3 separate regions of the Homo sapiens genome follow, and regions 2 and 3 are each linked to region 1. A link is a loop called in an ENCODE intact Hi-C map of the cell type or tissue named here. Cell type or tissue: mammary epithelial cell. All regions are shown on one strand.

Region 1 (8,000 bases):
CACACCCGGCTAATTTTTGTATTTTTAGTAGAGACGGGGTTTCACCATCTTGGCCAGGCTGGTCTTGAACTCCTGACCTCATGATCCACCCGCCTCAGCCTCCCAAAGTGCTGGGATTACAGGCGTAAGCCACTGCGCCCATCCGCATTTCTTTTATTTTTGTTTTTACTAGAGATGGGGTATTGCTATCTTGCCCATGCTGGTCTCAAATACCTGGCCTCAAGTGATCCCAGTCTGCCTCCCAAAGCATTGGGATTACAGGTGTGAGTCACCACACCTGGTTCCTCATTGCTTTCCTCCTCCTCCTCCTCCTCCCCATCTCCCTCCTCCTCCTCCCCCTCCTCCTCTTCTTCCTCCTTCTCTTGCTCTTCATTTCTTTTCTTTTGAGACAGGGTCTCACTCTATAGCCAAGGCTGGAGTGCAGTGGCATGATCATAGCTTACTGCAACCTAGACCTCTCAGGCTCAAGTGATCCTCCTGCTTCAGTTTCCTGAGTAGCTGGGACTACAGGCTCACGCCACCCTGCCCGGTTAATTTTTCTTTTAGTTTTTTTGTAGAGACAGTGGTCTCACTATATGGCCTAGGCTGGTCTTGAACTCCGGGGTTCAAGTGATCCTCCCGCCCTGGCCTCTCAAAGTGCGAGGATTACAGGTGTGAGCCACCACACTGGGCCCACTGCATTTCTGCCAGCTCTGTCAGGGTCCCTATCCCGTTGTGTCTCACATGAAAGTTGTCAACGTGTTTGTCTCACTCTTCCTAGCAGGGCAGAGAGCTCCCAGAGGGCAGAAATTAGGTCCCACTGAAATGGGTGGCATGTTAAAGAGGGTATGGGAACTGTCATAATGGCACACGCCTATAGTCGCAGCTACTCTCAGGAAGCTGAGGTGGGAGGACCACTTGAGCCTAGACGGTTGAGGCTGCAGTGAGCTATGATCATGCCACTGCACCCGACTGGAAGACAGAGTGAGACCCCATCTCTAAAAAAAAAAAAAAAAGAGAGAGAGAGAGAAAGAGAGAATGAAGGCACAGGAGGCCAACAGATTCAAGTTCAAATCTCAGCACAAGATTTTAAGATTTGCTGGCTGTGAGCGTCCACACAAACCACTGCAGCTCATGAGGCCTCAGTTTCTCCTTTGATAAGTGACATGAAATATCACCTCTCCAGAGCTGGGAAAATCAGATGCACTCACTCATCAGACAAATATTTCCTGAGTATCCACTATATGCCAGCACTGTCCGAGGATATGATGGTGAGCAAGAGAGAGTGAGTCTCTGCCCTCAGGGAGCTTACGCCCTAGTGTGGCGAGAAGGCAGTATATGAGGGAATGGCAAGCAGTGATAACTGCCCTCAAGAAAACAAAACGGTATAATGGGAGAGCAGGTAACTGAGGCAGGGGCAGGGGCAACCCTCACTAGGGTGATCAGGAAGGGCTTCTAGGAGGAAGTGACATTTAGCTGAGACAAGAATAAAAAGGATAAGATCTGAGAGGTACAGTGTTAAGAGAAGCAAACAAATAAAAAAGAATAAAAAAAGAGCAGGGCATACAAAGATTTGGGGAAAGGACGATCAAGGTGGAAATCACAGCAAGTGCACAACTTGAAGGCACACCTGCCGGGGCCCAGTCATTGGCTCCCTCCCCCACCCTCACCCTCCCATCCCATCCTCTGCAGAACGGTACACAGACACAGGACACAGTAAATACACATCTGCCGGAGTGAATGTGACAAAACCAGGAATCTCGAGGATGAACTGGAGCACGACAAAAATAAGCACCTTAGCCAAAAACAGTCAACTGAGATTGAGGCAGATGCCAGTTAAAAAGATCTTAAATTCAGGCCGGGCATGGTGGCTCACACCTGTAATCCCAACACTTTGGGAGGCCAAGGCAGGTGGATCACATGAGACCAGGAGTTCGAGACCAGCCTGGCCAACATGGTGAAACCCCGTCTCTACTAAAAATACAAAAATTTAGCCAATAGTGATACACGCCTGTAATCCCAGCTACTCAGGAGACTGAAGCACGAGAATCACTTGAACCCAGGAGGCGGAGGTTGCAGTGAGCTGAGATCGTGCCACTGCACTCTAGCCTGGGTGACAGAGCCAAGACTCTGTCTCAGAAAAAAAGAAGCATTTAGGCTGGGCCTTAAAGTATAAGAAGGGCCCAGACACGTGAAGAACAGGGAAGAGCATCCCAGGCAAAGGGAACAGTATGTGCAAAGGCCTGTGGCTAGAAAGGCTTAATAGTTCAAAGGACTGATAGTCTGGGCTGTAAAGATGAGGGAAGCCCCAAGCTACTCAAAGTGCAGTCAGAGAATTTTGCAAGTGTCAGGTCATCCACAGCTTTGTGGTATGATCTTGGGTTTTACTCATTGTGTAGAAGAAGCCGATGAGGGTTTAATACAGACAGAACTGCTAAAGGTCAGCGCTGGAGTCCCACATTTGACAGATGAGAACTGGGCCCTGCAATGGGGAGTTAGAGTGAGGACCAGAACCCCAGCTTCCTCATTTCTGGACCACAGCCTCCTGTAAAACAGAACTCTCATCTTTTCACCTCACCCAGCTTCACTTGGCGTGAGCCCTGTCCTGACAGAGCTGACTCCACCCAGTGCCAGGCTTGGCCCCTTACAGACATGACCTCCCAGAGCAGCGTGCCTCAAGGGGGGCAGTTTTGCCCCCAGGGGACATTTGGAAATGTCTGGAGACAAATTTGGCTGTTACAACTGGGGGTGGAGTGAGGGCAGGGGGTGCTACTAGTGTTATCAACTGAATGTATGTGTCACCCCAAAATTCATAGGTTAAAATCTAATCTCTAATGTGATGGCATTTGAGGTGGGGCCTTTGGGAGGTGATTAGGTCGTGAGGGTGGAGCCCCCATGGACAGGATTAGTGTCCTTATGAAAGAGACCCCCAGGCCAGTGCAGTGGTTCAAACCTGTAACACCTATAATCTCAAGATTTCGGGAGGCTGAGATGGGAGGATCACTTGAGCCCAGGAGTTCGAGACTAGTCTGGGCAAGATGGTGAGACTTATCTCTATTAAAAAAAAAAAAAATTTTAAATTAGCCAGGCATGGTGATGTGTGCCTGTAGTCCCAGCTACTCGAGAGGCTGAGTCAGGAGGATCATTTTAGCCTAAGAGTTTGAGCCACTGCACTCCAGCCTGGGCAAAGGGAGGGAAGGGTGGAGGGGAGGGAAGGGGAGGGGAGGGGAGAAGAAACCCCAGAACATTCTCTCAAGGAAGGAAGGAAGGAAAAAGAGAGAGGAAGGGAGGAAGGAAGAAACCCCAGAAAAGTCTCTCCCTGGCCCCCCACCCACGGAGGACATGGTGAGAAACATCTGTTAATGAACCAGGAAGCAGACCTGCACCAAACACTGAGCCTGCCAGTGCCTTGATCTTGGACTTCCCAGCCTCCAGAATTGTGAGAAATAAATCTCTGCTGTTCATATTTTGCTATGGAAGCCTGAATGAACTAAGGCATCTTGCCTCAAGTGGGTAGAGGCTAGGATGTTGCTAAACATCTTACCAAGCACAGGACAGCTCCCCAGAACAAAGAATTATCCAGCTCAAAAACCAAAGGTGTCAAGACAGAGAAGTGCCCACCCAGGGATACAAAGCCTTCCTTTCAAATAGGTGCAGAGCCCTCAAGGGAAGAAAGCCCTCCCCAGGGGGCACAGGAGAAGAGGGAGAAGGGTCTTTCTTAGCCTCCCAGGAGCCCCAATCCAGACAGAGCAAGTCTAGAGGTGGCATGCTAGGCAGAAGGCTCCAAGTCAACCCCCAACACAGCACACCACAGAGGAGGCAGAGTTGGGAAAGGTCTGTCTCCTTACAGAGGAGCTCAGTCCCCCTGGGAGAGCAGCACAGACCCTGCAGTGGGGACCTCCAGCCCCCTCTCCTCCCTGGTAAACTCCCACCTGCTTCCTGCGAGAGGCAGAGAGCCAAGGATGGCAGATCTGAGGCCTCAGCCCTTGTGGCAAACAAAGCCAGGCAGCCCCAGCCATCTGGGAGCTGCTGTGTGAGAACGCAGTCCCTCCCCCATGCTCTCAGAGCTGGACTGTGCCAGGCTGACCCTCAGGACTCGCCAGGCCAGGAAACATCACAGCAAAACACACTCCCCTCACCCCTACCAGATGCCGGCCTCAGCTCTGGGCCAGGAACTACAGGCCAACAAGCCCTGGTGAGGGCCAAGATCACCACCCCACCAGGCCAGAAAAGCAGCTCCCACTCCAGTCCCTGGCAGCCCCCTTTCAGTGTAAGAGTGTGCTAGAGCGATGTCTGCCTCCCCTCCAGACTGGGCACTCCCGGGCACATGCATTGCCCTCCAGGCAGGGCACACACAGCAGCTGCTCAAAGTGTGTTTTTTGAAAGAGGAGCCAGTGGCAATTTCTGAACGAAGAAAATGTTGTGATTCAGTGGGTATCTATTAAGTGTTTCCTGAGTACTCTTGTTCAGAAAAGGGGTTGCAACATCAGGTCCCTGCAGGGGTTGGACAGGAACATAAACACAAGAAGGGAGTGGAAGCCTTGGTCAGAACACCCAGCAACAGCTCACCCAGCAACAGCCTGGCCAGGTCCCTGGGCTCGGCTTCCGGTCCTTGGCTTGGCCTGTGACAGGGCGCCATCTGCTGGCTAGTACAGAAAGAAGCAAGCGCTCAGCCAAAGCGCAGGTGGGCCCGGGAGGGACGAAAGGTGGACACACCCCTCGCGCTAGCCTTGGTCTCCCTGTTTGATTCCACAGCTCCCAGCCTAGCTGCTCAGGTCCCTCCCCAGGAGCACATCACATCCATGTCCGTATTTATTCATCATCTCCCACATGCACATCCAGAACCCTGCCAGGCAATGCCCCTGCCCCACCCCGCAGCAGCCATCAGGACAGGAAGCTCCAAATTGCAAACAGTAAGCCAGTGATTCTCAAAATTCAAGGCAAAGAAGAATCAGACACAGTTCATGTTAAAATTCAGATCACCAGGTCCTCTCTGAGATTCAACTTTTTTTTTTTTTTTTTTTTTTTTGAGATGAAGTCTTGCTCTGCCGCCCAGGCTGGAGTGCAGTGGCACCATCTCAGCTCACTGCAACCTCCGCCTCCCAGGTTCAAGAGATTCTCCTGCCTCCGCCTCCCGAGTAGCTGGGATTACAGGCGTGTGCCACCAAGCCCAGCTAATTTTTGTATTTTTAGCAGAGACGGGGTTTCACCATGTTGGTCAGGCTGGTCTCGGACTCCTGACCTCGTGATCCACCCACCTCGGCCTCCCAAAGTTCTGGGATTACAGGCGCGAGCCACCGCGCCCGGCGAGATTCAACTTTTAAAGCTCTAGAATAGGGTCCGTGGATCTGCATGCTTAACCAATAACCAAATGATCCTGATAGGAGAAAATCTTCTTGACCTTGGGTTAGGCAAAGACTTCTCACATACAATACCAAAAGTATCATGTATAAAAGATAAAACGATAAATTAAATTTCATCAAAATTAAAAATGTGAGCCAGGCAGGTGGCATGCACTTGTAGTTCCAGCTACTCTGGAAGCTGAAATAGGAGGATCTCTTGAGCCCAGGAGTTCCAGGCTACAGTGTGCAATGATTGTGCCTGTGAACAGCACTGCACTCCAGCCTGGGCAACATACCAAGACCCCACCTCGAAAAAACAAAACTAAAAAGAAAGAAAACCCAATGTTTTTTAATGGGCAAAAGATTCGAATAGAGATTTAATCAAAAACGAATGGATAGGCCGGGTGTGGTGGCTCACGCCTGTAATCCCAGCATTTTGGGAGGCCGAGGCGGGCGGATCACGAGGTCAGGAGATCGAGACCATCCTGGCTAACACGGTGAAACCCCTCTCTACTAAAAATACAAAAAATTAGCTGGGCGAGGTGGCAGGCGCGTGTAGTCCCAGCTACTCAGGAGGCTGAGGCAGGAGAATGGCGTGAACACCGGGAGGTAGAGCCTGCAGTGAGCCGAGATTGTGCCACTGCACTCCAGCCTGGGTGACAGAGCAAGACTCCAGCTCAAAAAAAAAAAAAAAAACAACAACAAAAAACGAATGGATAGCCAACAAGCACATGAAAAGTTGTACAACGTCGGCCAGGAACGTGGCTCATGCCTGTAGTCCCAGCACTTTGGGAGGCTGAGGCAGGCAGATCACCTGAGGTCAGGAGTTCAAGACCAGCCTGGCCAACATAGTGAAACCCCGTCTCTACTAAAAATATAAAAATTAACCAGGCATGGTGGCAGGCGCCTGTAATCCCAGCTGCTCGGGAGGCTGAGGCAGGAGAATCACTTGAACCTGGGAGGCGGAGGTTTCAGTGAGCTGAGATTGTGCCACTGTACTCCAGCCTGGGTGACAAGAAGTGAAACTCTGTCTCAAAAAAAAAATAAAATAAAATAAAAATAAAAGATGTTCAATATCACTCATCATCAGAGAACTGTAAATTAAAACTACAATGATACACCTCTTAATACTATAAAAAAAGAAAAAATAAATCAAACTACAATGAGATACATTACACCCTAGAGAATGTATACAAGTAAAAAACATACCGAGTGTTGAAAAGGATGTGAAGCAATTGGAGCTCTCAATCTCTTTGGAAAAGAGTGTGGTAGTTTTTTATAGTCAAACATATACTTAATATATAGAGTTGGCTCTCTATACCTGTGGGTTTTGTACCCACAAATTCAACCAAACACAGAAAATATTTGAAAATAAATAAATAATACAAATTTTAAAAAGCAATACAACTATTTACATAGCATTTACATTGTATTATGTACTATAAGTAATCTAGAAATGATTTAAAGTATACAAAAGGATGTGTGTAGGTTAGATGCAAATACTATAGCACTTTATACAAAGGACTTGAGTATCCTTGAATATTGGTATCTGTGGGGCTCCCGGAACCAATCCCCTCAGATATGGAGGGACAACTGTACAACCCAGCAATCCTACTCCTATGTATTTATCTGAGAGAAATGAAAACTTTACTGACCAGATGCCGTGGTTTGTGCCCATAACCCCAGCACTTTGGGAGGCTGAGGCAGGAGGAATGCTTGAGCCCAGGAGTTTGAGACCAGCCTCGCCAACACAGGGAGACCCCATCTCTACAAAAAATACAAAAATTAGCCAGGTACAGTGGTGCACACATGTAGTCCTAGCTAGTCAGGAGGCTGAGGTGGGAGGACGCTTGAGCCCAGGGGGCGGAGGCTGCAGTGAGCCAAGATCATACCACTGCACTGCACTCTAGCCTGGGCAAAAGAGTGAGACCCGGTCTCAAAAAAAAAAAAAAAGAAAGAAAAGAAAAAGAAAAAGAAAAAGAAAACTTTGCTTCACAGCAAAACCTGTATGCAAATGTTTACAGGCTTTGTTCGTGATGTTAAAAAATGAAACAGTCCAAATGTCCTTCAGCAGATGAAAGGATAAACGGATCATGGAACACCCACACCATGTAAAGCTGTTCAGCAGTGAAAGGAACAAACTACTGATTCCCACCAAACATGGATGAATCGCAAACACGTGATGCTAAAGTGAAAGAAGCCAGGCTCAAGAGCTTATTTACTCTATCATTCCATTTCCATGATATCCTAGAAAAGGCAAAACCACAGCGATGGAAAAGAGATCAGTGACTCCCAGGTACCAGGGATGGGGAGGGTTTGGCTGCAGGGGAGCATGAGGTGATAAAAAGGTTCTGAGTCTTGTTGTGGTTGGTTATAAAAACATATGTTTGTCAGAACTCAACTATATACTAAAAAGGGTAAATTTTATATATATAAATTATAACAATAAAATACATAAGATCAAGGCATGGCAGAATCATCTGGGAGGCCTGCTAAAATCCACACTACCAGCCCCCGCCCTCACAGATTCTATTTTCACAGCTCTGGAGTATTGCCCATAAATCTGCCTATGTTATGTTATGTTATGTTATGTTATGTTATGTTATTTTTTGAGATGGAGTCTCGCTCTGTCACCCAGGCTGGAGTGCAGTAGCACAATCTTGGCTCACTGCAACCTCC
Region 2 (8,000 bases), 400 kb before region 1:
AGCCCTCTTAGCAAAATTGTTGAAGGGACAGTGGCTGGAAATTAACCACCTTACATCTCCCTTTGTCATGACACTCAAACCACCTTGCTGCTTGCTTCTTCAGTGAATAGAATGACCATATTTTCTTGTTCTATCCAGGACACTTTGCAATTAAGAAGGGCCCTGGTAGTCAGTAGGCTGTGACAGCAGATGTCAACCTGGCAAACCAGCAGGTGGTCACAGTGACAATGACCCAATACCCACGTCATCCTCCAGCCCTTCCAAGCCAAGCTCTGGCAACAGCTCAACCCCTCCTGGTGCCTTGTAGCTGCAGCCATTCACCAATGGCCTCAGGTGTCCACAGGGCCAGGTGGACATTGTGTGGAGAACAAAGTGAACACGCCCCTGTTCTCACCTCCATGCACCTGGGCGAGTGGGATATGATCAGAACACAAATGACAACTCTCACCGAAGGCAGGACAGACAGGCCAGCGGAAGGCAGAAATGAAGGGCAGGGGACATTCAAAGGATAGAAAGATCTTGAATAAACAAACATTTGGAGGGAATTTTTCCCCGACACTATTTTAAGATGGAGAGGCTGGGTCGCCAGGGTTACCAGGCCATTCTGGTGATTTGACTTTAAATGCTGGGATTCTGACTTTAAATTCATAACAACATCTTTCCTCGGCCCTGGTGGGTTAAAGAAAATGCTTTAGAGCAAATTTAGTGTTTTCTCCCATTCACAGTATCTGGCCCACAAGGCTTGTGGGTTAAAGCACACTCCTGATCTTCATTTGATAACCTCATCTCTCTCCTCTCTTTTGGTGCTTATTGTAAAGTAGGAACAGCAGCCTCATTACATGGGGAGGAGCAGTATGTCCAGGGCTGCAAACAAATTGCGCAGGTCCATTGCGGCCCCGTTGGGGTCAAGGGCACATGTGCATGACTGGATGCAGCAAAAGTCACAGCTAATGCACCCCGATGGTGATCCAGATGTGATGTGAGGCTCAGTGGGTACTTAGAGATTTTTCACAGCCAAGTTAACCAGTCACCCAACCCTCCTGCCCTTCCCAGGGCATGGCAGAAATAAAAGGCATCCCTATTTAAAATGACACACGTGTGAGTGGGTTTGAGGATTCCAGATGACTCACAGGATCCTGTACATTTGTATATAGTCAAATGGTCTTCATCTCCTGCCAGCAAACCACCCCGCTCTAAACCTACAACAGTCGAGGAAGACAAACCCATCACGACCACCTTCTAAGAAGACACAGCCAAGTCCCAGGGCTCACTGTAAGATCACAAATGCAGTGAAACTGCTTGCTAAGAGACATTTTTCTTGCACTCCACTCATTCCAAAGACAAAGCAATTTATTGCAAAGTCTGCCAAAATAAACGTGCCTGCAGCTCCCCCAGCCAGTGGGAAAGCACTTGGGCTGGGATGGGAGTAAGGAGATCGGGTGCTTGCTCCGGCCACAGCGTGCTAGCAGAGTGACCGTAGGCAAGTGCCGCCCATGCTCTGAGCCTCCAGTCCCTCATGTGTGACCTGGGGCAGGCACTGCCTACCTCCCAGGTGATATGAGGGCTATCTCTGTGGAAGCACTTGGAACACAGTAAAGAGCCATGCAAAGGCTAGACAATGCGATTGCTAGTGTTTGCTGTTCAGAAAAACAAAAAACAAAAAATAACCTTGCTTTTCATAGACAAACCTCAATTACATGGAATCACTTAAGAATGGTTCGTTAAAATTTCTGGTGAAATTAGGTTCAAAGAGGACCTCCTTGGAGGCATGAAGAAGGCCTGACTGATAAACACTGTGGACACTGAGTAATGAAGATGTGGAAATGGTGGCCAGCTTGGGGAAAGACATGAGGATAGATCTAGGAAGTTGCTTTTTCAAACTAAAGTCCATAAATGTTCATAAGAGATTTTTTTCCCTTTCTCCTAGAAAAGTCAGCAACTTAAATTATTTTTGCTTTAAAATTCCAGTTCCCCATATTGCTCGTTAAATGAGGTTTTTCTCTTCAGAGGGCTCCAGCCTGCAATGTTTCCTCCATCCTGGTCCTGCCCCCACCTCCCTCCTTCTATCTCCTGCCCCCCTGTGCCCTTGGAGACACGCTGGGCAGACTCCCCATGTGATCAATCTGACGTCTTAAGTTTAAACGTCATTACCTCAGTATATCAGCAGAAAAAGTTCTATTTCATTGTGTCTTGTGGCAAACTTCAGTTCGGTTAATGGAGGGTTTCGTATACTTTTAAAAGTAAGTCAGGCTGGGTGCAGTGGCTCACCCCTGTAATCCCCAGCACTTTGGGAGGCCAAGATGGGAGGATCACTTCAGGTCAGGAGTTCGAAACCAGCCTGGCCAACATGGTGAAACCCCGTCTCTACTAAAAGTACAAAAAATTAGCCAAGTGTGGTGGCGGGCGCCTGGAGTCCCAGCTACTCAGGAGGCTGAGGCAGAAGAATTGCTTGAACACAGGAGGCGGAGGTTGCAGTGAGCCAAGATTGCACCACTGCACTGTAGTCTGGGCAACAGAGCGAGACTCTGTCTTAAAAAAAAAAAAAAAAAAAAAAAATATATATATATATATATATATATATATATATATATATATATATATGAAAGTAAGGCAGAACCTAATTTTCAGAATTGCATAACGACGGTCACAGCTGACCGACTGGTTCCACATATTAGGCACTAGGAAAAAAAGATTTTCCAGAGTAATCCCTAGATGATGAAAGCACGAACTCATTACTTTTTTTCTTGCAGTAGTTATTTTTGTTAAGGACCTGTCCATACTGCAGGCAGTGGGTATTTTGTATGGAAGAAGAAAACATTTATCTGCATACAGTATGCTGGTTTTTTTAATCATTTCTGTTTCAATGTAAAGGCAAGGTGCCTTCATTTTGCTAACTGTTGTACATTTCCTATGACTTTTAAAATGTTGTTTCCCCTGAACTCTCCTTCAGGACAGAAGCGCCCCCAGTGAGGCCATCTGGTGCTAAGCCCCCAACGTGAGGCCTTCCCGGCTCCTCACCTAAGGTTTCCCAACCACACACATGCCCAACATGACCCCTGCCAGAGCCCCCTGTCCACCCTCGTGCCTCTTACCAAAAAGAAGTCATTTCCCAAAACCCAGGGCCTTTCCCGGGCTGACAGGTCAGTCACCGTCTCTGTGTGTGCCATGTTCACATCCTTAGGGAGCCCCTGGCTCACATCTCCTCGTGGTACCAAGCAGATGGTAGGAGAGCTTCAGAGTCTTCTACCTTCTTGCTGCTCTTTGGCACGTTACCATATGGCCTCCAAAGCTCCAGAGCAAACTCTGACCCTTCACAGAATCTGACCCCAGCCCTTCAGCTCTGATGGTTCCTTTGGCCATAGCTCTCCCTAACACAGTCCCATTTCCTTTTGGTGTCCTCTGACGATTCCTCACCCCTTTCTCTTGCATCGCCCCCTTGTTAACTGTTTTCTTTATTTTTCAATACTCTCTTATCGGCTCCTCACCCCCAGACCCCTTGGCTCCCTCCCCTGTTCCTGTCTCCATCTCTTTTCGTCTCCATTCCGATGCCCCTGACCATTCCCTCTGCCCCCAAGGCCTCCAGACACTTCTTTCAGCACAGCCCACTGATCACTACCACAGCTCACCTCTGCAAAACGACACCCAGGGAGAAAACATCAACAATATTGTCAACCTTGTGACAGTTTTGTTTTCCTGTCAAACACTCCTGGTGCCTTTCATTTAAATAGATTCTTTGACAGATATATCTTAGTAGGTTCCCTTTCAGGGGAAAAAAAATGTACATTTTTAAAATTTTTAGTTTTAGTTTATGTTCTAAGTCTCATAAAACACTGCTATTAGGTCCTACGGGTAAAGAAATGTTTTGGGTTTTTTTGTTTTTTGGCTTCATGGTCATAAGCAAAGTGTCTAGGGTTTCCTGTTGGTGTCAGGTCCGACATGTCACAGCAAACTCCTCAGCACAGGCCTGTGACACACTCAGCTCAGGAGAGGGCAGCAGCCAACTACAATGCAAAGGGATGGATTCCGCTTCCTGGTCTTTAAAACCAAAAGGGAAGACCAGGTGTCCTACTTTGTGCTTCTATAATTCAGTAACTTTTCTGTTGATTTCAGTAAGTCAAACACACTTTTCTTTAGGCCTACTGGATTTTGTTGATTTAAAGAGATGTTCTGGCTCAGGCTTGAGTTGATACCCACCCTTTCCCCACCAAACCCGGGCGGAAAGTTACAGTGAACAAAGAAGGGCTACAGTTCCCCATGCTGAGAAGACGAGCAAGTGCTTCCAGAAATGCTCTTTCCTTTCAGAGAGGGAATCCATTTGGCTTCCCTTCAGTGCATGGCTTGGTGGAATCTGGGATTAGATCCCCAACAAGCGATGAGACATCCAGAGAAACGGAGTGCCTGGTATTTATGGCAGAATATAGAATAACTCGTCTTTTTCTTAACCAATTCTTTAGTTTATGGTTTAGCCAAAAGTAAGCAAGCCAGTTCCATGGCCATCCAAGACCCTGAGAGAAGATCCCCCACCAATATTTCCCATGAATGATCAGGGGTCTACAGAGTTTCCATCACCGAAGCCATTTGAGTTCAGTGTACACGCTCTGGAATGATCAATGTAAAAATGTCAATCTCTAAGTGGTTCTGTTGCCAAAAGAGTTTATAGATTGTGTTGAAGAGAAAATCAGCACCTGTGTTTTCTGTGGTGTTACTGCAGGGTTCATATAGAATGGAGTGATGTCTCTGGGAATATGGTTGTGCAGGGACCATGTTAAAACAGGTGTCACATGAGCTGTCACCCAGCAGGGGTAGAGACAGAACAGAGCAATGTCCTACTATATTAATTGGCAAGAAAATACGCTGTTAACTGGCACACAAACTCACAGGAACTGGCCGCTCCTATATCGAGACACAGCCTCCAGTCTTCCTATCAAAATATTAACTTAATATCAACCAAAGATGTCCCTCCCCACTTTGAGAGGAGCCCTCAAGGAAGTCTGATTTCTCCAGCTGTTTTCTGAAATAGCCACTTGTGTGGGTGTCCTTCTGGGTCCTGAGGCACTCACATAGGGTTCTTCAAATATGCGTGGTGTTGATTGTCAGTGCCCATAGCCCCCAGCCTGTCCACACCAGGCTGCTGACCATAGTATGAGGGAGAAGTCTTCTGCAGAACCTGGCGACCCCAGAGCGGCATTCCACTGGGTGGTAGTAATCCCAGAGCATAGTGGTCTCTGTGGGCCTCCCATGGCCCTGGCCACACATGCAGCCTCTTGGTGCTGACCAAAGGGACCCCTCCTGTGCAGAATACCTGTGCCTTCAACCACAGTTTTTCTCCAATAATCCATAACTACTTTAGTCTGTTACACCAGACTCCACCAAGCACAAAATCATCCCGTGGCCTCTTTGGTTGATAATCTAAAAAGGGGGCTCCACGGAATTTTAATTAGTCTATAATTTTGAGAGCTTTCTTTATAAGAAAGAGTATAGAATCTCATATCATATTTCAGCAATTTAGTAAAAATAGCATTTTGCTGGGAAAAGAATACTAAGGGGAGGTGCCTGGTTCCCTTGTTCTTAATACTTCCTTTCTGCCCAACTGAACACTGCAAACTTCCACGGCAGCCCAGGATGATCTTGCCTGTTTATTAAAGCAATTGGATTTTATACATTTGATACTTTAGCTCTTTTGTTTAAACTTTTTTTCTTGTTATTTGGTGTACAATATTTAAATGTACAGTATTTTATCTCCATAATTAGCTTAATTATAGAACAGAGTTTCTCTTCCTTCTCATAGTCTTCAGATAATTCAGAAATGTTTAAATCTTCGCACCCACTTTATATATGTTGTGCTGTTTCTAACTTCATATATGTAAATACTTTTTGACATACTTTGGTGTTTCAAGTTCTGTCTCTACTTTTATTGTGATCATTATCACCATGATTCTGTTATCATTCTTAATGTTGGATTTTTTTTCTGGTGCACTCTATTTTTTTAATCACCTTGGATATTTTGAAAGTATGTTAGCTATTTGTGTACGTAGACATAGGAAAGTGCTGTGCTTAAATTAAGCTGTAAGCTCTCTGATAGACAGATATTGACCTTAAAATTTGGTCCTCTTAAATGCTATCTATATGGTTTTCTTCCAATTAACAGGTGCTATTTCAACAAAACTTGTTTCTCTGCTGAACTACTCTGTCCTTTCCGCTTCTGACTTTAATTTTTAATTGCCTGTGATTCGGTTTGCCAATGCCTGAATATACCACATCAAAGATAGATATTTCCCTTGACAGTGGCATCTTCTCTCCATTTTGCTAACTTCCAGGCTGAGAGTGAATAGCAAGAAAAACAGCCCAAGTGGCCAGGGTTTGCTCAGAACCTACTGAGCAGACAGCTTCACAAACGGCTCCTCAAGTGTTTTGGCAGTGGGGGACAGACTATCCAGCTAGCCCATAGCCATATCTGTTTAAAACTTCTTGCTTCCTACTTCTCCACCTCCAGGTAGACTTCAACCTGGAATTCTAGAAATATGTGTTGACCCAGGCCCTGCTCACCAGTGAGGCAGCACACACAGAGACAGGCAGTGTGGTCTCAGTTCAGAAGAGACCTTTCTCCCTAACCTGAACACATCCATCCTGGGCAGTGTGACACCAGGGTGAGGTCCCTGCATGGGGAGACAGAAGACCTAGGTTCTGGTTCCAGTTCTGTCACTGGTGCAATGACAGGCTTTCTGGGCCTTGGTCCTATAAAATACAGGGCTAGACTTTGAATGCAACACAAGTATTCTGTATGGAAAGACTTAGCTGAACAAAACAGCCTATTCTTTGAAATGTAGCTTTGCTACTGTCCAGATGTGGAGGATTTTAGCAAATGAACACAACTGTTCTTTTAAGTAAGAGGTCCTACCCGCTGGGAACCACAGGGGCCAATGACTTGAACCACAGTAATGTAATAGGTATCCTAAAGATCAAAGGTGAACCCAAAAGAGTGATGTGGGAAGACCAATTACTAATTGCACTAAATAAAGGCTCTTTCGAAAAAGCCATCAAATGAAAAAAATGAAGCAGGAACTGGCTAAATTAGCAAAACGGTTAGACAACAGTTAGCCTGACACACTTCAACTTATAAGGAAAAAAAATGGACAGATAATTTTTTGCTGAAATTGTAGTCCTTGCTATTTGTGTTGTTCTAGAGTTTTATATGCCATTTCATACTTCTTCTCTATGATGTAAATACTTTTCATTGTAAAAAATGTAAATATTAACTATATTTTTTGTTTCTGTCTTTTCTAAAATGGAAGTTGATCCAAGTAATAAATTACAAATCATCTATATCTTGTTCTTTTTTTTTCTTTTTTTAGAAATTATATACCTTTACTGTCCTTCAGAAGGGAAAGAGTTTCATGATTAAAGAGAAACTTCATTCCTAACTAATGGAAGTAAGATGGTGCCATATAAGAGGAAAAGATGAAGGGTCAGGAGAGTGGGTTTTGCTCTGACTTTTTCATTAACAGATGTGGGGCCCTGACTAAGTCAGTTAACCTCTTGGAGCTTCATCTAAAACTGAAAACAGCTGCCAACATTGTTTTAAAACTCAATAAGGTAATAGATGCAACATGCTTTGAAAGTAAAAAGGTGTACTCAAAGGCATGGAATTACTAAGCCTTAATTGTCATTGTGTTCATTGGTTGAGGGATGAAAATTTTATATATAGGAAATTTGTTTAATTATTGTATTTTGCTTGAATTCTATTTTGGGACAAAACCAAATGGAAATTGAATGTCAAGTTAACTTCTACTGGTACTTCTAAAGGCCCATAATTAATAATCATAATGATCTTATGACCTTTAAGAGCACTGGGGAAGAAATAAGTTTCAATAATTTTTAACAAAATTCTTAAGTCTGAATGTTCTTGGTTTGACCAAAATTTCTTCATCAGTGCCTAACAAACATTCCATGATGAAGCCTTTTCCGGAGGCAGAAATGTAATCAAATGATGTGGAATTGGC
Region 3 (8,000 bases), 99 kb before region 1:
AGTTGAAAAAAACCCTCATATAAATGGACCCATGCAGTTCAAACCCATGTTGTTCAAGGGTCAACAGTATTAGTGAGATTTTCTTTATGTTGACCAGTGATTTCTTTCCATGAGCTTTAGACCGTCCAGCCCTGCCTGGCTCTCTGCTCCCATAGCCCTGTCTTGGGTTCTAGGCCAGTGGTTCTCGACACTGGCTGCTCACGAGAATCATCTGGAGAGCTTTGCAAAGAACAAATGCTCAGACCCATGCCAGGCCAGTTACAATCAGAATCTCTAGTGACAGGACCCAGACATCAGTTGTTTTGTTTGTTTTGTTTTGTTTTGTTTGAGATAGGGTCTCGCTCTGTCACTGAGGCTGGAGTACAATGGTGTGATCATGGCTCACTGCAGCCTCAACTTCCTGGCTCAAACCATTCTCCTGCCTCAGCCTCCTGAGCAGCTGGAACCACAGGCATGTGGTTTGCAAAAAGCAAAGTATAAAGACTATCTGTACTATATTACCCTTCATGTGAGAAAAAAGAGATTAAGAAAATATATGGTTATTTTCTCATTGTACCAAAGAAATACAGAAAAGATAAATCAGAATAATGAGATTAGCTATCCATACAGAGAGAAGATAAGAACTGGGTAGAAATAATGGATGAATGGGATAGGTGAGATAATGAGAGTGATGCCTCTCTGAGTATATCTTTGTATGGTTCTGACTTTTTAGAATCATGGCAATGAATCACTTACTCAAGATAAATAATTAACATCTATCAGGATATGGTTGGGGAGGGGGGACCCAAAGTAAAATACAAACATTAACAAATAAGTCTAATTATATTACAAATGAATAATATTGTATTTAAATTGAATAATATTTACACTGAAGGGGTGAAGAAGGAACACACGAACTGGAGTAACTTTGCAAAACAGTATTTTGACTGTATACTATAACAGCAAAAAGAACTGTATACAAATTCTGTACTGTCATTACTAAACTTGTATATTCTTGACAAAACTGAATAAACTGGATTTAATTATGGGAAAATATCAGGCAAACCCAAATCACAGAAGTATGTTAGCAATAATGAAACTACCTTATGTGTATACTAAGATTGAACAAATAAGTAAATATGTTGTAGATAAATACAGCTAGATTTCTCACTGTCTGAAAATGAAGTTACCATTAAGGAAGAGGGTCAAGTTAAAATGAATCTGTGACAGTGGGTTAGAATCAGAGGTATCAGTCTGAACTCATGTTAATACACATACAGATGGACAGATATAGAAATAAAGATATGTGTGTTAAATATTTCTGTTAGTATACGTATATTTCCTAGCTCTGTCCCTTGAGAGCACCTAGAAGAAATGACACCCCAATACCCATGAGCACACCTAGAACCCAGATCTTGGCTTCTAAATACTATTCTCAGCCAGGTGTAGTAATCCCAGCACTTTGGGAGGAAGAAGCAGGAGGATCGCTTGAGCCCAGGAATTCAAGACCAGCCTGGGTAATATAGTGAGACTCTGACTCTACAAAAACAAAAATTAAAAATAAAATTAGCCATACATGGTGGCGCATTTCTGTAGTCCCAGCTACTGGGGAGGCTGAGGTGGGAAGATCTCTTGAGGCCAGGAGTTTGAGGTCACAGTGAGCTATGATCTCACCACCGCACTCCAGCCTTGGTGACAGAGCAAGACCGTGTCTTTTTAAAAAGCAACAACAACAACAACAAAAAAGCCCCTGTGGAACTATACACTTAAAAAGGCAGATTTTAATGTATGTTAAATTATATATTAACAAAAATATTTAAATGTAAAACATGCACACATTCACAGCATATTTTCTTTTTTCACCCAGGCTGGAGTGCAGTGGCGTGATCTCGCTCATTGCAAGCTCTGCCTCCTGGGTTCACGCCATTCTCCTGCCTCACCCTCCCGAGTAGCTGGGACTACAGGCACCCACGACCACGCCCGGCTAATTTTTTGTATTTTTTAGTAGAGATGGGGTTTCACCATTTTAGCCAGGATGGTCTCGATCTCCTGACCTTGTCATCCACCCGCCTTGGCCTCCCAAAGTGCTGGGATTACAGGCATGAGCCACCGCGCCCGGCCATTCACAGCACATTTTCTGAGAATGCATACAAAAGACAGAAATATAACAGAATGGCTGCCTATGGGTCAGAGAAGAGATGTAGAGTGGAATAGGTATATAGAAGGAAACAAATAAACAAAAGAAGAGCTTTGCAACAGAGTGAAATCACATAGTGCCATGAACTGTAAACTGAATGAATGATTCAACCTTCTGTATGTGAGTTAAAAAAAAAACAAAACCAACACAAAACAAAACAAAAAGAAAGAAAGGAAGAAAAAGCTGGGCATGGTGCCTCACTCCTGTAATCCCAGCACTTTGGGAGGCTGAGGCGGGCAGATGGCTTGAACCCAGGAGTTTGAGACAAGCCTGGGTAACATGACAAAACTCCATCTCTACAAAAAATAGAAAAATTAGCCATTGGTGGTGGCACATGCCTGTAGTCCCAGGACCTGGGCCCAGGCAGGTTGAGACTGCAGTAAGCCATGATCGTGCACTGCGCTCCAGCCTGGATGACAGAGTGAGACTGTCTCAAAAAAAAGAGGCCGGTGTGGTGGTTCATGCCTGTAATCCCAGCACTTTGGGAGGCCGAGGCAGGCAGGTCACTTGAGATCAAGAGTTCAAAACCAGACTGGCTAACATGGTGAAACCCCATCTCTACTAAAAATACAAAAATTAGCTGGGTGTGGTGGCAGAAGCCTGTAATCCTAGCCACTCGGGAGGCTGAGGCAGGAGAATCACTTCAACCTGGGAGGCGGAGGTTGCAGTGAGCCGAGATCCCAGCACTGCATTCCAGCCCGGGTGACAGTGAGACTCCAAAAAAAAAAAAAAAAAAAAAAAAGAAAGAAAAAATAGTGAAGCTGTGTGAAGTTTTATTTAATTGCAGAAGATTCTATTAGAAACAACATAAATACAAATCAAAATAAATTGTAGTACATCCATACAATGGAATTCTAAGCAGTTGGTGAAAATAGTGAGAAACTCTTTTATTTATTAATATGGGATAACAACATGTAAGTTTATTTTAATGAATCTTTTTTACAGCATACATGGTATATTTTTAAGTGGGGTGTGGTGGGAAGTAAAAGTACGGGACTGGCTGTTTGGAACCTTAGCATGTCCTCAATTTGCTTGCACTCGCATAAAATAGTGTTTGAAAGAGACACAAGAAACTGGCAACACTGGTTGCCTCCCAGGAGGGAGAAGAGCTGGGAGGCCAGAGGACAGGGGCGGAAGGGAGATTTTTCACTGGAGAATTTTGGTAGTTTTTGACTATTGAATCATCTGAATGTTTTATGTATTCAAACAATATTTTAAATATGAGTGTATGAAAAAGATGGGGAGACGCCACCTTAACCAGCTAGTGACCTCATTATATCACTGTTGACTGGTATGCATGTATTTATGTGTATGCATGTGTGCATCTCTGCACATGTGTGCCTGAGTACACGTGTGTGTGTCTATGTGTTGGAAAGGAGAGGAATGCAGTTTATGTTCAGCATTGGCAAAGGAAGCTGGGACTCAGCAGTGGGTAACGGTTCCACCAGACAGAGCTGGTACTGTGGAGGGGAGCTGACTCTGCACTGGCTCCACATCCTGGGTCCTAGAACCTACAGAAACGTGGGCTGTGGCTCCCTCTGCCCCGAGTCAGTGAAGTCACTCTGAATAGGGCTGTCCAGGCTCTGGATCCTGAGGACCAGTGAGCTGCTGGGAGCTCTGAGCTCAGAATCTGCAGGCTCAGACCTCTAGGGGTCTCCATATCTCTGAAAACCAGTCCCTCACCTGGAGTCTCAGGTTGGTGGAAACTTGATTCTAAAACAAGAAAGGCCAGTCGCATGAGAGAGTAGAGAGTAGATGGCACTGTTCTGACATCTGCAGGATGCACCGGCAGGAATTTAGAGGTCAAGTGGTCCACTGAGTGGCCGGCCAGTCCCTGCTTAGACACTCCAAGGGACAGAGAGCTCATTACTTACAGGCAGGACTCTCTTCTGTGCCCTGCTCAATTTCCAGCTCAAATGAGTGGAGTTTTCGTTCCCGATTCAGAGGAAACCTGCCTCCCTTCCACTTCTCCCCACTGGCTCTAATTCTGCCCATGCGAGCTCCGTGAGAGAGTGGGACTGAATGGTATAATACAATAATTAGAAGTATGGGTGTGAGAATGTTGACCTTGACACCTATTAGCTGTGTAACTACAGACCAGTTTCTTAACCACTCCGAGCATGTTTCCTCTTCCATAAAATGGGGAGGACCATAAACTCTACTTCACTGGATTGTTGTGAGGATGAATTAAGATAATGCATGAGAAGTAACATCATGCCAGGCACAAAGAAAACAGGAAATTCATTAAATCTCTTATTTCTAGTCTAACTCTTCAGCCCCAAGACTGTCTTGAGAGTTCGAGACCACGGCATGGCCAAGAGGCCAGCCCAGCAATGATATCTGTCTTCTAAGCTTTGATTTCCAGCCTTATCTGAGAAGTTGAAGTGGGGGGTAGGGGACACTCCTGCTGCCAACTGCCCGCACTCACCAGTGATGAGGTTGTCCACAAGGGTGGTGGGCATGCAGAAGATGCCCACCAGCAGGTCACTGACAGCCAGGTTGAGGATGAACATGTTGGTGACAGTATGCATGTGCCGGTTCTTGAGCACGATGAAACAGACCAGGGTGTTGCCCACCATGCAGAGCAGGAAGATGAGCGCATAGGCCACAATGAACATGGCCGCCACAGGGGAGGTGTGCTGATAGTAGGAGGAGAAGGTGAGGTTTGTAGCCGGGGTGGCCTCAGTGTTAGTCCCATTCTGACTTAGGGGCCAACTGCTGTTGGGAGGCTGGGAGGGCTCCCCTAGGACCAAAGGAATATATTGGTCAGGACCTTAGGCAAAGAAGAGATTACCGATTTCTCACCACTAATGAGACCCTCTGTGTGCCAAACCTTAACCATGCCCTGGTCCCCCAAGCATGTCCCCAGCTCCAGTTGCAACTTGATGCACTGATCCAAGACTTTCAGCCTACAACCACTCAAACCCTGGTCTTGTACTTCATGCCCTGTCTTGCCCATAACTCATTCTCCAATGTTGGTTTTTCTTTATTAACTCCCCCATCCCATTTAGGTTCCAACTTTCTTGGCCCTCCTGTGTGCCCCAGAGGCTAACCTCTAAGTTCTGCATTGCCCTGGTTCCCTTGTCTTCTGGCTTCTAGCTGGGTTCAGCCAATGCCAGGCCCTGAAGGAGATGGGAGGGCAGGAGCAGAGAGAGAGGTCAGGGTGTTTGTCTTCTGATTCCCTTCCTGCCTGGCCCAATTCTTTCAGCAGCTGTTTTTCCCTATAGCCACAGCCTGCTCCTATTGGGTGAGTCCCCTTTCATGGCTCTAGCCCTCACCTGACTACAGTAACACTCTTCCCTCTCCTTGCACTCAATGGTAACAGCTTCCTGTGGTTGTGAGTCCCTGGGTGCTTCACCGTTTCTGGCTGGTTCTCTTAACCCTCTCTTCTTCCATTAAACTCTGTTCAGTTAAACCCTTTCTGAGTGCACCATTTGTTTTCTGCTGGGACCCAATTATTATACCCTCAAACTCTTTGATGTCGTTCCCCTTCATCTCCTCCATGGAACTTTAGTTGAGAAAGGCAAGAAGGCAGTAGAGAAAGGGAGAATGAAGGGGAACTGTGAACCAGGGCTAAGGAGAAGAGGCACATCACATTCAGCAGAACATCCAAAGCAGGGGCTCCTGCTCAACCTTTGCCTCCTCCCATCCCATGATCAGCTGTTCTGCCTGCATAGCATTTAACATAACACTTCCACATCTATTATTTTATTTAGCTCTCCGAGCCATCCCATGATGTAAGTCATTAGGTATTAGCCTCATTTGTTTTCTTTTGTATTTTTTTTAAACCCTCATTGAATTACCCTAAGGTGTTAGCTTCATTTGAAATGGAGGTCAGAAAGGTTCCATGACTTGCTCAAGGTCCTCCAATGATGCTGCAGCACAGCTGGCCCTGCTCTGTGTGTCTGTGAATTAGGACCAGGCTTTGGTGTGTGTTTCCCCAGGCTTGCTTCGAAGGGAAGGCTCAGTGTCCAACCACAGCTCTTCTGGGAAGTCATTAGTTGGGGTGACTCATGATGTTGTGTCATAAACTTTCCTCCTGAGGCCTATTCCAGGGGATGAAGAGTCCCTGTGGAATCTTTCTGTCACACCGAGAACTCAGCCACTGGCCTGGAGGCTCAATGGAGGCTGGGGGCCTGGAGGTTAGAGACCCTCAGAGGAGCAGGGCCAGCGAGCTGGCATCATCAGGGCTGCAGGGACCAGCAGGGGGCACTGCGGTGAGTGTTGGGATGGGGCAGAGGGACTGCGGCGGGAGGCGGACAACCTGCAAACTTCCTGTGCCCGATGAGAGATGATACTCCCAGGTTTAGGCCTTCCAAGGACTTCCAACTGTACTCAAACATCTTTATTTTAATATGGTAAATGTCAAACATGTAGAAGAGAGAATATTGTAATAAACATATACAAGAGTATAAAGTTTAATGAGCTGTTATTAGAGGGATCATATAAAGAACCCCCATGTATACATCATCTGCTTTCAACAGTTATCAACTCGAGGCCTGGAGTTGTTTCATCCATATCCCCACTTCTCTTTGGATTATTTTGAAGTAAATACCAGACATTACTTCCTTTCATCCATAAATGTTTCAGTTTGTACCTTTAAAAAATAAGGACTCAAAAAAACAACATGAAAAAATGTGGTTTCCATCATTATCAAACCTAACAAAATTAACAATTATGTAATTATATCATTAAATAGCCAGCATCCAGCAAAATTTCCTGATTGTTTCATAATTTTTTAAATAGTTGGTTTGTTTGAGTGTGGATCGGAGCAAGATTTCTGTTTCTATTACCTATTATTATGTTGTGAACCACCCCAAAATTTAATGGTACAGCACTGTGGCTTGGCAATCTGAGTAGTTCTTCTCCTGGTCTCTCTTGGGACTCTCGTGCAGCTGCTGTAGTTATCTGCTGGCTCAGCTGGGGCTGGGAGGTCCAAGGTGTCCCTCACATGGCTGGTGATTAGTGCTGGCCATTGGCTGGGATGTCTCAGTTCTCCACTCAGCCTCTCATCCTCCAGGAAGCTAGTGTGGGCTTCTTCAGAGAACAGTGGTCTCAGGGTTCCAAGAGAGCAAGAAAAGAAGCTACAACTTCTTAAGTCCGAGACTCTGGAATTTTCACATCACGTCTGTCACATTTTATTGGCCCAAGTAAGTCACAAGGGATGCCCAGGTTCAAGTCAGTGGATAAATAGTTTCTCCTGTTGATAGGAAGAAAAGCAATATAGCATTGCAGAAGAGGTGTGGACATGGAAGTGTGATTCATTAAGGTCCATTATGATAAAGTCTACCACCATCCCCATATTGCATTTGGTAGACGTGATGCTGAAGTCTCTTTTAGTTCACAGGTCCCCAGTCTGTCTCTTTTCCCTTCTGCAGTATGTTTGTCATATGGACTGAGTGGTTGGTCTGTAGCACTTCTGCAGGCTGGATTTTTCTGATTGCTCCCTCATGATGTCATTTTACATGTTCTGCTCTCTGTTCCCTGTATTACCTGTACTTGGCAGTCAGATCTAGAGTCTTGATCAGATTTTGTCCAGTGGCCTTTCTCTTTGTGGTGCTGGCTCAATCAGGGGGCTCAGGTGATGTACCTCTGCCTCCTGGGCTCAAGCAATCCTCCCGCCTCGGCCTCCTGAGTAGCCGGGACTACAGCCGTGCGCCACCAAGCTGGGTTAATTTAAGGTTATTTTGTAGAGATGAGGTCTCACTACGTTGCCCAGGCTGGTCTTGAACTCTTAAGCTCAAGCAATCCTCCTGTCTTGGCCTCCCAAAGTGCTGAGATTACAGGCATGAGCCACTGTGCCATCAGCTTTTAACATAATATT

Evidence for each region. Peaks named below come from ENCODE experiments on the same cell type or tissue, not always from the same donor. Only the 100,000 strongest peaks of a DNase experiment are listed, where the experiment ranks them.
Region 2: it touches region 1 in a loop (15-fold over the local background); 3 of 110 quality-filtered maps call a loop at or near these places.
Region 3: it touches region 1 in a loop (9-fold over the local background); 57 of 110 quality-filtered maps call a loop at or near these places.

The regions. Positions count from the first base shown.
Region 1 is chr10:70,360,070-70,368,069 of GRCh38, forward strand. The region is part of intron 2 of LRRC20 (leucine rich repeat containing 20); the gene reads right to left. Among named protein-coding and RNA genes, the nearest start is that of LRRC20, 19 kb to the right of the region's middle. In mammary epithelial cell, a CTCF peak has its summit at 4,629 (motif pointing left); a DNase peak (open chromatin) is centred at 4,522; H3K4me3 peaks cover 201 bases; H3K27ac peaks cover 1,088 bases.
Region 2 is chr10:69,965,041-69,973,040 of GRCh38, forward strand. No RefSeq gene overlaps it. Among named protein-coding and RNA genes, the nearest start is that of LINC02636, 40 kb to the right of the region's middle. In mammary epithelial cell, a CTCF peak has its summit at 4,000 (motif pointing right); no DNase peak of the experiment used is centred here.
Region 3 is chr10:70,261,473-70,269,472 of GRCh38, forward strand. It overlaps NPFFR1 (neuropeptide FF receptor 1), which reads right to left. Exons shown (of 4, transcript NM_022146.5): 2 at 4,605-4,919. Among named protein-coding and RNA genes, the nearest start is that of NPFFR1, 19 kb to the right of the region's middle. RefSeq lists a silencer at 3,621-3,915. In mammary epithelial cell, CTCF peaks have their summits at 3,831 and 6,338 (motif pointing right); a DNase peak (open chromatin) is centred at 6,139; H3K27ac peaks cover 1,584 bases.